Linked DNA regions of Homo sapiens: region 2 is linked to region 1. The links are chromatin contacts, found by Hi-C in ENCODE. All regions are on one chromosome and are shown on one strand. The core of a region is the stretch at or near the end of the contact, and the rest is flanking DNA. Distances in the headings are between cores, read along the strand shown.

Region 1 (7,184 bases), core at 2,865-5,364:
ATACTGGCTACTGTTTTAAGGGGAGTGACTGGGAGGGGCACAAAGGATGTGAGGTGTTGGTAAGGTTCTATTTCTTCATCTGAACAATAGTACCATGTGTATTTTCACCCTCTGACAGTTCATCCAGCTTAGGATATGTCACTTTTCAGTATATTTCAATAGAATTTTTAAAAACAAACCCAAAAAAGCAACGTTGTGGAACTACTGAAGATTTTTCCAGCCAAGGAAGGACATGATTACTGCTGTATTTGTAATCCCAGCACTTTGGGAGGCCGAGGCAGGCAGATCACGAGGACAGGAGTTTGAGACCAGCCTGGCCAACATAGTGAAACCCCATCTCTACTAAAAATACAAAAAATTAGCCGGGCCTGGTGGCAGGCACCTGTAATCCCAGCTACTTGGGAGGTGGAGGCAGGAGAATAGCTTGAACTCAGGAGGTGGAGGCTGCAGTGAGCCGATATTGCGCCACTGCACTCCAGCCCAGATGACAGTGGGAGACTTCGTCTCCAAAAAAAAAAAAAAAAAAAAGGCGAGGTGCGGTGGCTCATGCCTGTAATCCCAGCACTTTGGGAGGCCCAGGCAGGTGGATCATGAGGTCAGGAGATCAAGACCATCCTGGCTAACGCAGTGAAACCCCGTCTCTACTAAAAAAAAAAAAATGCAAAATAATTAGCCGGGCGTGGTGGCGGGTGCCTATAGTCCTAGCTACTCAGGAGGCTGAGGCAGGAGAATGGCGTGAATACGGGAGGCGGAGGTTGCAGTGAGCTGAGATCGCACCACTGCACTCCAGCCTAAGCGACAGAGCGAGACTCCGTCTCAAAAAAAAAAAAAATACTTTCTACAATTTCATACCTGGCTATCTATCATATCTGCAGCACAAAACCTGAGGTTTCTGTGTACCTTAAAATAAGTCAGATTCCTACTCTTTCCATTTTTCAGGTCCAAAACTCAAGGTGTTAAGAGTTTGGTACGCTGTATTTACCAATATAGGCTGGAGAATTGTGGCTGAATGGCCATAAATCATTAGGATCTAAAAAACCCAAGTGGGGAGTTTGCTTCCCAGAAAGAACCCTTCAGAGCTTCTTTTGGCTTGGAATGTATCAACAGCAGATATCTGCAGAACAGACAAGGACAGGCACGGTGCTCAGGACTCTGCCCTCACTTCTCCCTTCTTCTTTTCTCATAGGAAGGACCATGTGAGGTGGCCAGCAGGGACAGAAGCTGATTCTGGTTCATCCCGGTACCAATCAAAGGGAACAATGACACCAAACAAACAAAAGTAAACCCTAAAACTTCAAACACTAAACCCTCTGCAAGCTCCACCCAGGAAAAGAGGTCAGAAGAATTTCAGGTAGAGTAGCTTTAGGGACAGCAAAAAGAAAAACCTGGTGGCCTACCTGGCCTTGACAGGAACATGGTAAGAAAGGAAAGGAAGTATCTGGGGCTGTTCCCACAGCAGCCAGTCTCAGATACCCAGGCTGCTCCTGGAAACTGTTCCTGGACAAAGAGAGAATCAAGGCCATCTCTGACAGGTGACTGAAACAACTCATTCTTATTCATCAACCCCAAGCATTCTAATCCTGTTGTTTGTGAGCAATGCAAATGTTGATTTAGTTTCAGCTTTTAACTTCTATCCCCAATCTCTCTGCTGGAACTACTACTAACTTGGAGAGCAAGCTCCCCAGGATAGGAACGATATCATCTTATTTCCCTTTAGAAGAAAAGTTGCAAAAGGTGACGGCCTGATCCTCAGGTCTGATATTGACAGAGGATCCCTAAACTCTCTTTTGCCCAAGGCTTATCCCTGGCCAACCTTCATAACTGGATAGGTTTCAGTTTTCTCTGTTTCCTTCCCCTATCTGCCCTCTGAGAATTTGTTGCCACTTGGAGAAACGTCTATAATATGAATAGTGAGTTTTTTTAATTTTTATTTCATGAGATAGAATCTTGCTCTGTCGCCCAGGCTGGAGTGCAGTGGCGCAATCTCGGCTCACTGCAACCTCTGCCTCCCAGGTTTAAGCGATTCTCCTGCCTCAGTCTCCCAGGTAGCTGGGATTACAGGCACGTGCCACCACGCCTGACTAATTTTTGTATTTTTAGTAGAGACAGGGTTTCCTCATGTTGGCCAGGCAGGTCTCGAACTCCTGGCCTCAAGTGATCCACCCCTCTCAGCCTCCCAAAGTGCTGGGATCACAGGCGTGAGCCAACGCATCTGCCTGGCCAACTTTTTTTTGTTTGTTTGCGATGGAGTTTTGCTCTTGTTGCCCAGGCTAGAGTGCAATGGAGCAATCCCAGCTCACTGCAACCTTTGCCTCCTGGGTTCAAGCGATTCTCCTGCCTCAGCCTCTCAAGTAGCTGGGATTACAGGCATGTGCCACCACGCCTGGCTAATTTTGTATTTTTAGTAGAGACGGGGTTTCACCATGTTGGTCAGGCTGGTCTCGAACTCCCGACCTCAGGTGATCCACCCGCCTCGGCCTCCCAAAGTGCTGGGATTACAGGCATGAGCCACCTTGCCTGACCTCGCCAACTTTTGAGAAGACAAGGGAGGGCCCACCTCTGGCTATAAGCACACAGTCCAGAGGGGAAATGGGGACCGACTGCTTACAGCACAATACAGTGGGAAAACCAGGGGTTTGAATCCTGGTTCAGCAACTTTGGGAAGGTACTTCACCTTTCTAAGCTTAAATTTTCTCACTTATAAAATAAAAATGACAATCACCTGTCTTTTGTGGAGGTGCTGGGAGGATCAGCAAAAGTGTTCCAAGATGCCACACACTGCGTGGGCACTGAGAACACAAACACACTCCACAAGCTCGGAGCTTTGGACCAGTAACAGAAGATTGACAGCTCAATTACAATACAGTGTGGTAAGTGCTAATGTAGGGGAACAGCACAATGCCTGGAGATGGGTGCCATTATAATTATTTAAACCTTGTCTATTTGTCTATAACCAAACAGCATTTGAGATAGCTCTATTGTTTTCATCCACTGATGCTCCGTGATTTATTTTTTTAATTCTCCTTCTTCATCCCATTAGGATATGTTTCCATTCAAGCAAATGCCAGGCTGAAAGGAGGGTGGGGGAAGGAAAGAACATATTCCAGGATACGCTGGTAAATTGTCTTCTCTTCCCCAAGAAAAGAGTGGCTTCCAACCCTTGGAATTTTTCTACAGTAATGTTTTCAAGTAGGGAAGGGCCAACCAGACAACTGATTTTTGTTTTAAGTTCAACTAGTGATTTTGTTAAGCTCCTATGGTTGAGAATAGTGTTCTACACCCAGTGGATGGCTGTTGGGTTTCGCAACGCCAAATTCCCTCTTCCAAGTGTCATAAGGTATGTATTTATCCTTATGGTTAAAGTAAATGAATAGACATATTTTTAAGAATTTAGAGATAACTGAAGGAAACCTCTAGAGATAACGAAGAAAACCCTGCGTGCCACAAATCCCAGAGCCTGGAAAACCACCTACCTGAAGAAACCACTTATGAGCCACTCTACTTCTTTGTGGGTCCTTAGGTACTTTTCGTTAGCAATCCGAGTCTGAATCTGGGGGGCAAGAACAAAGGGTCACTTCCATTAGGAGACAGATTCAGGGTTCAGCCCTGGAGATGTGAAGGGCTGCGGGAAACGGCGTGCGCATTTAACCCAAGTCTTTCCCCAGGATGCTTGAAAGTTTAAGCCACCCATCTTCTTACAGATAAAATATCATTCTGCCGCTTGTTCAGGATGAGGGGCCTTTACTAAGGTCGGATGTGTCTGGCAGTAATTTCGGCCCATTTCTCTGGCCGAGTCCCTGAGTTAGTTCTTCCTGCACTCTCAGATGCCCGTCGCGCTCTGTGCTGGGATCAGACGCCTAGAGGTCCGCCGGGGGTCTCCCCTGCGCCCTCCCCACTTTATCAGGGAACAGGCTCCCGCTCCCCTTCTCTCGGCGGCTCTCTTCCCAGTCTGGGGCCCCAGTCCTGGGGCAGCTACACTTTGGTGGACGCTGGATGGGGGCGCGGGCGCACCCACCTTGAATTTTCGCAGCTGCTCCAGCTGCGCTGCGCTAAGCGCCCCGGGGTCGGGCCGCTGCAGCAAGCCTGGCAGCGTCTCCATCTTGCTGCGGTCGTCAAGGCGACCGGCCGCGAGCCGGCGAGGCCCCGCCCCCGGCCCCGCCCTGCCCCCAAGCCCGGCCCCTTCAGCGAAGCAGGGGCTAGGGGCTGAGGGAACTGAGGGGTGAGCTCCGGGGCGGGGGCTTGGGGGGTGGGTCTCTAAAGGATCGCCTTTCCCGGATTGGGGGACTGATTTCTGGACTTAATTGTATGTGGAATGAGCCCTTTTTGACCCCACCCAACTTCAGGGTTTTTTTGTTAGCTCTAGAGTAAAACAGGAAAAAAGGTCTCCCCGAATCTGCTTCCAGACTCCCTCACTTGGACAGAAGCTAGAGGAAGCCTAGTACTGGGGAAAGAGAACCCAAGCTTCTTCCCTTTCCACTGTCCCAGAAGCCAACCCGTCCCTCTGTCCGGTACACATTCGACACTGGAGCCGTGGATTCTTCAAACAACGTGGAAGCACCCCAGAACATAGAGTGAGCTGAGTTCTGCAAAGGAAGGAACGTTCTGTCCGACTAAAGATGCTGGAAAGGACCTGGGGGACATTCTGCCAGAATTTCCCCCTCTTGGACTGACTTTTTTGTGTAGATTAACTTTCTCTTCACCCTGGGCTCCTCATAAATTCTAAATTATTTTATTCCACTCCCAACTGAATACGGGAGGAGAAAGGGAATTTGGTCTTCAAGATTTGTTCTTCTAGTATCTAATTAAGAAGAGAAAGTGAAACATAAAGCCAGAGAGCTGAAAATAGCCACGAGAAAGGGCATGAGCCTGTCTGTCAATACACACATGCCGAGCTCCTACCCCCACAGAGATCGTGCTCAGCAGAGGCCTTCTGAGAAGCAGGAGAAAAAAGGGAGGCTGTCTTTTCAGATTTGTGAACAACTGCCCTAAGGAGCAAGAAAATACCATGAGAAACAAGCTCAGCATTAGGCCCTGGCCGTGGAGGGGTTATCATTGGTCTGCTTCTGTCCTTTCCAGCAAAGACTGAGGAAAAGAAGTGAAAGTGTTGGCAGTTCCCAAGCCAGGGAAAACCACAAGAAGTAAATTAGGTAGTGGGCTACAAGCCACTTCCCAGGAACCCCATCTTGGTTAGTGATCATTTTGGTTGATTGTCTTTTTTTAAGAGAGAGAGTTAATAGAGTGAGAGAGAGATAAGCTGCCATCTGTCAGAAGTGATTTTTTTTTTCCCGGCAGGAGCAAGAGGTTAACCAGAGATAATGGTTCCTCTTGGCCAAGATCTGTCTTTTCTCCCCATACTCCCTCCAGAGAAGCTGGTGGTGGCACCTCCAGAGCTGTGCCAGCCAGTACAGTCACCACAAGCCACCTGTGGCTCTTGAACACTTGAAAAGTGGCTGTAGGTGTTAAATGTGCAGCAAATATAAAATACACACAGGATTTTGAAGGCTTGGTATGAAAAAAATCTCATTAATAACATGTAATTGATTTACATGTTGAAATAGTATTTTGGATATATCAGGTTAAATAACATTTATTATTAAAAGTAATTTCTCTTGTTTCTTTTTGCTTTTATATATGGCTACTAGACATTTTTAAACCATATATGTGGCTTGTATTATATTAGACAATGCCAGAGCCTGGACCAGCAAACCTACACACTCAAACACACACAGGCATGCACAGTGTTCTCTACCTCCCCACCTCCAAGTAGGAAATGATTGATACCCTCCGTCTGCCAATCTGTGATCTTCTTGTGCTTTGATAATCAATCAAGCCTTTCTTCACTGATCACATCCTATGACCCAAATGCCCATGTATGAGAGGGGCTACTTTTTGTTTTTTTAACAGCGTCTCAGTACTCACTATTATGTATTGTGTTGGCCTGTCTTACCTTCCACTTGAGGTGGAAGCCACTTGAGGGCAGGAAGGTTATAGAATCAATTCTTTGTGCACTCTCATAAATTCTGCTGCAGATGTCTTCACTCTGTATTCAATCAGGGAAGCCAGTAAGTACTTCATGACTAGCCACTCTGCCCACACATACCACCACATTTTGCCCTTTCTGAAAAATATCCCAATTATCCAGCATTTCTCATTTCCTAAGAATCTAAAGCCAGGATCAGAGCTCTCCCTTTATAAATTCAATAATCTTTTTATGTAGGGCAGCCTAGCTTTGACTGCAGAGGAATAAAAAAGAGGGTGAGCTTGGGGGTGGTGGGCAGAGAAAGTATCCTGGAAGCCTCTCTCTCTCCTAGAGAGAAACTTTCCAGAATAGGCATCTGAGTCTCAGGGCTCCCCTGCCTTTACCTCACAGGACTCCCATCCCATGGCCTGAAAGAACACCAGAGATGTGTTCACCGTCACTCAGCAAGGAGAGTCTGATGAGTGGTACAACTCTTCTCCTCTAAACCCTGCCTCTTCTCTCAGACTGACACCTTTGGGGACCACAAACTAAGCAAAGGACTGGACGCATTTTGCTGTCTGCAGCTGTCTCCCCAATTACTGACTGGGAGGAGGAGTGAGGGGAGTTCATTTTAATTCATTTTTGTGAATGTTTAATATTTCAATTAATATGATTAGCCCCAAGCCTGAATGAGCAGCAGGGCGGCAGATCTGCTGAGAAGACATAGAGTAATGAGATCAACAGGGCCATAGGGTCTTCCCCTTCTCCATCCTCAGAGGACATGATCTGTTTAGCATCTCCATAAATACCAAGATCAGATTAGAAGGCAAGGAAAGGAGCAGTGGGGGTGGGGTAGGTGAGTGGAAAGTTACTTTCAAGATGTGTGTGCCCTTCTTGATTCCCTGGCTCTGCCGTCATTCGCTTCTTCTGAGCACCCACCACTGAGTCCTCTAGCACCTCCCCCCACTGCCACCCCATCTTAGGGGACCCTACTTGGGGGACCCGGGCATCCATGTGATGAAGTGTAATCAAGTCTACACACATACACATTCACTCAAATGCAAGCACCTGCCAGAGCGTGGCTCCAGGCCACAACAAAAAAACAGGCTAAGGAAGGATGGGAGGTGGTCCACAGAATCAAGCAGTAAAAAGAAAGACTCTCTCTCATCCAGGGCTTAAATGGAGACAGAAGAGGAAGAAAGGCCAGACTTCACCACTGCTCCCA
Region 2 (7,184 bases), core at 2,062-4,561, 270 kb before region 1:
AGCCCGGTCAACATGGTGAAACCTCATCTCTACTAAAAAAAACAAAAATTAGCCAGGCGCTGTGGGACATGCCTGTAATCCCAGGTACTCGAGTGGCTGAGGGACAAGAAGCACTTGAACCCGGGAGGCGGAGGTTGCAGTGAACAGAGATCACACTGCTATGCTCTAGCCTGGGCGACAGAGGGAGCCCCTGTCTCAAAAAACCAAAATAATAATAACAAATTAACCTTAGATTACTGTAAATTTACGTTATAAACTTGGAAATTCCTTTTTCTTTCCTTTTTCTTTTTTTTTTTTTTTTTGAAATGGAGTCTCACTCTGTCTCCAGGCTGGAGTGCACTGCCACAATCTCGGCTCACTGCAACCTCCGCCTCCCGGGTTCAAGCGATTCTCCTGCCTCAGCCTCCCAAGCAGCTGGGAGTACAGGTGCGTGCCACCACGCCCGGCTAGTTCTTTCTCTGTAAGATGGGGTTTCACCACGTTGGCCAGGATGGTCTTGACCTGTTGACCTCGTGATCCGCCCGCCTCGGCCTCCCAAAGTGCTGGGATTACAGGTGTGAGCTACCACGCCCAGCCTAACTTGTAAATTCTTTAAATGTTTGACTCTTTTGTAATAACACTTAGCTTAAAGCACACATTATACAACTGTAGAAAATATTTTCTTTCTTTATATCCTTCTTATGTAAGTTTTTTCTATTTTTAAAATTTTTATTTTTTTTTAAGTTTTTTGTTAAAAACTAAGACACACACACACAAAAAAAAAAAAAAAAACTAAGACACAAACACACGTATTAGCCTAGACCTGCACAGGGTCAGGATCATCAATATAACTGTCTTTCACTTCCACATCTGGTCCCACTGAAAGGTCTCCAGGGCAAAAACACACATCTCCTGTGATAACAATGACTTCTTCTGGAATACCCCCTGAAAGACCTGCCTGAGGCTGTTTTTTAAACTTTTTTTTAAGTTTTACTGTTTTTTTAATAAGTAGAAGGAATACACTCTAAAATAATGATGAAAAGTATAGTGTAGTAAATACATAATGCAGTAACAGTCATTTATTACCATTATCAAGTATTGCATACTACACATAATTGGTATGTGCTATATTTTTATACAACTGGCAGCACAGTAGTTTGTTTACACCAGCATCACCACAAACACATGAGTAAAGTATTGCGCTAGACAGCTACAAGGTCACTAGGCAACTGGAATTTTTTTAGCTCTATTATAATCTTATGGAACCACTGCTGAATACATGATCCATCGTTGGCTCAAACACTGTTATGCAGTGAATGACTGTACTTAATTTTATAATCAGTATGATCACAATTATGCAAATATTTGTTACATATGCATAAAAAGACTAGAAATATGAAAATGTTTATCTTTGGCTCATGTATTTATAAATCATTTTTTATACATTGATATATTTTCCAAGCCTTCTAAGAATGGAATCTTTGTACAGATTAAAAAGTTACAATAAGTGTTATTGTTGTTTTTAAATTTCTACCCAATGTTGCTTCCTGCAGAAATTATTCTGTGACCACTCCAAGAGGACTTGGAAGCCCCTCCTCAGTGTTCTCCTAGTATCCAATAGTATCCTCTACCATTCACTAAGCACACTGGATTTTAATTGTTTGCTTATCTAACGCCCAATACTTGGAACTCTTCAGAGAAAGAGACTGATTCTCTAATCCCTGAATTCCCAGGCCTACCACATACACTAAAGCACTCCTAAGGTCTGTGGACCAGATGAAGAAATCAGATGAGTAGGGGTACGCAAACCCAGGCATTCCCATTCTAAACCCAGTCGCATTGCAATCCCTGCAACAAAAGGGATCCGAGATTTCCTCCACTGGTGACTGTGACCTGGGGACTGGGAAGTACTGTATACAGGAAGATCTTGAAGAGCTGTCCCCTTGAATAGTCAGCACCAGGGTTGCACGGAAAGTAATAGCTGAAATCCAAGTTGGGTTTTCCTGGCAACAGCCAATATTAGTCAGAGGTGGCACTTGGAGGATTCCCCAGGTCTGCTCATTCCTTTAGGATCATTCATTCCTCCCAAGGCCTCCCTTGGGAACAAAGGAAAACCCCAGAGTTTGGGATTGGGCTCTTTTCCACCAACAGCTGCTAGTAGTTTGTATTTAACCCTGAGTCACAATTAAAATAAAAGAGGGCGGGCGGGGGAGGGGCGAGGAGTTGGTAAGCATCCCCTAGGAAACACTTAGGTTTTCTCTAAATTTATTCCAGAAAATTCTTCTAAAGGACTTTTCAAGGACCACAGCATACTGCCTTGGAAACTTAGTTTTTAACCTTTTTCTTTTCTTTTTTTCTTTTTTCTTTTTTTTTTTTTTTTTTGAGACAGAGTCTCACTCTGTCACCCAGGCTGGAGTGCAGTGGTGCGATCTCGGCTCACTGCAACCTCTGTCTCCCAGGTTCAAGCGATTCTCATGCCTCAGTCTCCTGGGATTACAGGCGCGCATCACCACTCCCGGCTAATTTTTGTATCAGTAGAGACAAGGTTTCACCATGTTGGCTAAGCTGGTGTTGAACTCCTGACCTGAGGTGATCCGCCCGCCTCGGCCTCCCAAAGTGTTGGGATTACAGGCGTGAGCCACCGCGCCCGGCCAGTTTTTAACACTATTAGCCACACTGAAACTGAACTATTGATCAAGTGACGCCACACAAAGGGGTAAATCCCCTGTTCAACAAAGGGTTTGTGACGCCCCTGGGTGCTGACAAGCCAAACCGCACCCTCCCTGCGGCACCTCGCGGGCCGGTGGGGCGGGAAGCCCGGCTTCTGGGGAGGTGCCGCCCCTCCACTGGCGCAGGCCGCCGAGACCCCCAGACGGACCTCCTAGGGCTAATCTGATAGTGCCTCTGAGGTCGATAGGACTCCACGTGCCACTCCCTGCAGGGTCATCCAGCAAGTAATTCCTAGACCCGTAGGTGGCCGCAGAGCCGGTTACCTCTGGTTCTGCGCCAGCGTGCCCCACCCGCAGGACGGCCGGGTTCTTTGATTTGTACACTTTCTAAAACCAAACCCGAGAGGAAGGGCAGGCTCAGGGTGGGGATGCCCTGAAATATTCGAGAGCAGGACCGTTTCTACTGAAGAGAAGTTTACAAGAACGCTCTGTCTGGGGCGGGCGAGGCCTCTGCGAGGCGGGTCCGGGAGCGAGGGCAGGGCGTGGGCCGCGCGCCCGGGGTCGGGGGAGTCGGGGGCAGGAAGAGGGGGAGGAGACAGGGCTGGGGGAGCGCCCTGCCGAGCGCCCGCCAGGCTCCTCCCGCTCCCGCGCCGCCTCCCTCTACCCACCCGCCGCACGTACTAAGGAAGGCGCACAGCCCGCCGCGCTCGCCTCTCCGCCCCGCGTCCAGCTCGCCCAGCTCGCCCAGCGTCCGCCGCGCCTCGGCCAAGGTGAGCTCCGCCCGGCCCACGCGCCCCTCCTGGGTAGTCCCCAGGCCCGGACCTGCTGCCCGGGGAAAACCCTGCACCCGGCTTCGCGGGGCGTCCGGAGCACCGCGGGGCTGGGCGGGGAGCGGCTGGTGGGGAATCCGCTGCTCAGTGCTCCGGGCCACACCCAAACGAGGCCAGCAGCGCCCCTCCCCGGCCCGGGCGCGGCCGCCCCCAGACCCACGCGGACCAGAGGAGGGGGCACTTGTTCTTTAGGAGGGGACCGTGGTATTGGTGCGCCTGAACCTCTTCCCTCCTCCCTTTATGTTTGCGTTGCTTTACTCCCACCTTTCCTACTTTCCCACTCGTCTCTCGGGTTACCGAATCCCTCCTACACGCCCCTGCCCTGGCTGGCGTGTTTCTTGGTGGGTTCCGCTCGCAGGCCGGGTCTGCATGTTCGTAGCCTGCTCCCGGCTGTACCGCCCAAGTAGGCGCGGGTAGGACGAGTAGGCAGCTGGGGCGTCCCTTCCGTAACCCTTAGTCCGTCGGCCAAACAGGCGTTTCTGGTCGGGGCTTCCTGTTGTCTGCTCGACGGAAAGGGTCTTCCTGCTGAGGGAGGGAGGTCCACTTGTTTTCTTTCTACAGCAGTTTGGCTGGGGTTTGTGGGAGAGGGCCCTGTGTGACGTGGTTTCTCTACTGAAAGGGTTCCCTTGCTGTCTTAATAAGTGGAACCAGAAAGAGATGGAGGAAGAGCAGGCTTGATGAAGGATCTTCCAATCATAGATTAATTTGGCCCGGTGCAGTGAAACAGACAGACGTGCCTTTGGTACTTGGTTCACCACCTGTGCTTTGGCCGAAGGAATGGCGCTGCCCCTAGCCGTGGACACTGCTGCCTGTCCAGCCTCAGTCCAGCTCTGCCTAAGTGAAACCAGGAGCTCTGCCTTGTTGGCTGGGGTGGAATGCAGAGCGCTCCAAGCCAGGCCAGCACAGGGGAGCCCTAAGCCAGATTCTGGGATGCATTAAGCCCACCCCGTTTTCTGCCCCCACCCAGTTCCGTCTCTGCGGGAGCTTCTGCAGGGCGTGGTTAGCACAAAGGGCTCCAGGATTCTCCCAGTGGTCTGAGGCCTGTGACTCAGCTGTGAGACCATGTGGGTGTGGCCGGTTGCAGATACTCTCGGTGGATGGTTTGGACAGAACACTCCCTGAAGGAAAAGGAGAACTGTGCCATCTCAGAGGGCATTTTCCAAGAGGAAGTGAGTCACACCTGGTCTGGCTGCCAGTCTGCAGGAGAGGTTTCTCGACTGAACTGCCGGTGAGGGCAGTAATTAGATCTGCAGGGCCTTGGCGAGACCGCTTTTCGTTATCGGCCAGTATGCGCCTGGCAGCCTGCCTCAGCCTTACTTGGGAGGTAGCTTTTCCCGCTAAGAGGTTTGCAGTTGTTGCGGATATTTTTCCCCAGAAGCTTGAGTTTCAGTCTCCAGGAATGGAGTTTTATGTTGTGCGTTTTAGGTGAGGCCAGGCTCATGGAAACACCCAGTCGGTGATCTTTGCCTCCAACATGTTTCAGCAAATTGCAAAAGATAATGCCAGGGGTTGGAGTGGGAATGAGTTCATATAACTTATTGGAAGTTTCTTCATCGGCCCTGCCCCCACAGATTCCTATCCAGTTTCTCTTTAATCATCCCTTCCAAATGGTGTATTTGTTCCTTCACAGCCAGAGGATAGTTTCTTCACTGTGGCCCTTGATCCACCATTTGGAGTTTCTTATCTAGGTTCTTACAATTTTTTTGGTCTACTGGGCATGAAGCAATTTTTGGGTCTTACCCTGCTTTCTGGGTGATGCTCTTCCTAGCTTTTCTCCGACACATCATATAGGCCCCTTTCCTCCCGTGTGCTGGCCAGCCTCCTAAGCAGCCACTCCAGTGAGGTCAGGGTGGAGCTGAGACTGTGTGCCTCCCTGCTTTCTACTGACAGTTCAAAAAATGTGACTTTTGTAGAGCACAACCCACTTGGTATACCCTTGGACACAGTCCAGTCTTTTAAAGCGTAAAGTTGAGAGAAACAATGGAATTCTTTCAGGATTATAATGTATAAATTAGCACTCAAAGTGCTGAGAAAGCTGGACTAAAATTTTAACATCTTAAGTTTCTCATTTTTCTGGGGACTCAACAAATTTAGGAATCCACATCAAAAGCAAAAAGAAAGAATGTACTTCTTTTAAACAATTTTCAGCACTTTCTATCCCTTTACTAAATAAATACCACCCATCCTACCAAAGGATTTAACTAAAAGCAGTTTTGACAGTAGCTATGTTGGCTGATTAGGCTGATGCCTAAGCATTCTTTAAGGAAAAATTGATGTAGTTGGTTAGATTGAAGGAGGTTTCTTCCAAGTTCTTTCTTCCTATTGAATTGCATCTGAAACGTTCCTTTGCTGCCCAGTTCTTTAGTGGGCAAGTTTTAGTTGGTGAGAGGTGAGAGAGACAGCCTGGATCCAGATCCATTGCTTCAACTCATTTTTTCTGAATTCCCTTCAGAGATCAAATTTAAGAATGCCTTCTGGGTTCAATTTTAAAAACTCCAAAATTTCTAAAGCAAAAGGAAGGAAACCTCAAACATATTTTAAATAACAGATGTTTGTTTTTACTGACACCCTGCCGTTTATTTTCTGGGTGGGCTGTAAGAAAACTAGGGTATGGACAAGACACAGAGGAGCAAAGCAAGTCCGACTCACTCTGCAGAAGTGTCCTCTTTGAAACTGCAGCCGGGATCTGGGCATAGGTCCAAAGCAAACATTTGAGATTTTTCAGGAGCAGACACTTTTCTGAGGAGGACTCCTGCTTGTCTGCTACTCGCAGGACAACCAAAATACATCATTATCAATTTCTTAACAATTCATCGAGCAGGCTCTATGAGGGCTGGGGCACTGGCTATTGGGACCCTGCTCAAAAAACCTGCAACCTAGTGAGGAAAGAAACAGAAACACAAATAACTAGAATTCAGGCCAAATGCTTTAATAGTATTCCATTAGCTGGTGAACTCCTCAAAGGCAAGCACCATGGAGAGCTTTGTGTGTGTGTGCATGTGTGTATGTGTGTGTGAACACCCTCATGCCTAACACCATGTCTGGGACATTCAAAGTAGGTGCTCAGGGAGGGAGAACCAAAAATGGAAAATTGAATTCCTCCTAAGGTAACTAAATTTGTGGAGTCCAGAATTGTTTTCCATAGAGAAAACTATGCAGAGAAAGATGTCTCCGCCTCCCTTCTTAAGACCTGTTGCTCAGACAAACATGTAGAGGGCATGTATAGGCATCAGATTAGAATACTTCAATAAAAGGTGAGTGGACAGCAAGGCTGTTATTATCCTGTGGAGCTCAGCAGTGAGATAGCAGCACTAGAAAAGCAAAAAGTAGAAGATGGGATGAATGAAACACGAGAAAATAGCAAGTGTTAGAAGAGAAGGAGCACAGTCATGTCATTCTGACTAGACCTGTTTAGCAGGACACATATTTTTCCTTTTGCGTATGGAATGTGCACTCCTGTGTACTCTATCTACTGTTCCGTTCATAGTTGAACACTTTTGGGGCCCCTTTCCTGGCCCTTCCCAGCTCTCACATCGTCCTCCTGAGCTCTGAGCTACAAGGCTTTCAGCCTAGTCCTGGGTAATCACACCTGCACCTCAGCTACTGCCCAAGGGATTGTGTGGTTCATTTATGCACATAACAGTTATATAGTGCTCCATGAATAAAAGCAGAATAATTTGTAGTTCTTAATCAAGAGAAGCTTAAA

The links. A loop is a pair of places that touch in the nucleus more often than their neighbours do. Pooled maps may share reads with other maps.
Region 2: a pooled map shows a loop between it and region 1 (2.2-fold over the local background). The contact joins the promoter of S100A10 here to the promoter of RIIAD1 in region 1. A Hi-C loop is called at or near these places in 2 of 168 maps with a recorded cell type or tissue (K562 and left cardiac atrium) and 8 of 50 pooled maps.

What each region holds. Positions count from the first base shown.
Region 1 is chr1:151,718,452-151,725,635 of GRCh38, reverse strand. It overlaps RIIAD1 (regulatory subunit of type II PKA R-subunit domain containing 1), which reads right to left and starts at 4,114. Exons shown (of 5, transcript NM_001144956.3): 1 at 4,016-4,114; 2 at 3,474-3,550. The coding sequence starts at 4,099. RefSeq lists a silencer at 4,160-4,229.
Region 2 is chr1:151,989,986-151,997,169 of GRCh38, reverse strand. It overlaps S100A10 (S100 calcium binding protein A10), which reads left to right and starts at 3,311. Exons shown (of 3, transcript NM_002966.3): 1 at 3,311-3,418. RefSeq lists silencers at 2,884-3,013, 3,144-3,193, 3,204-3,503 and an enhancer at 4,072-5,271.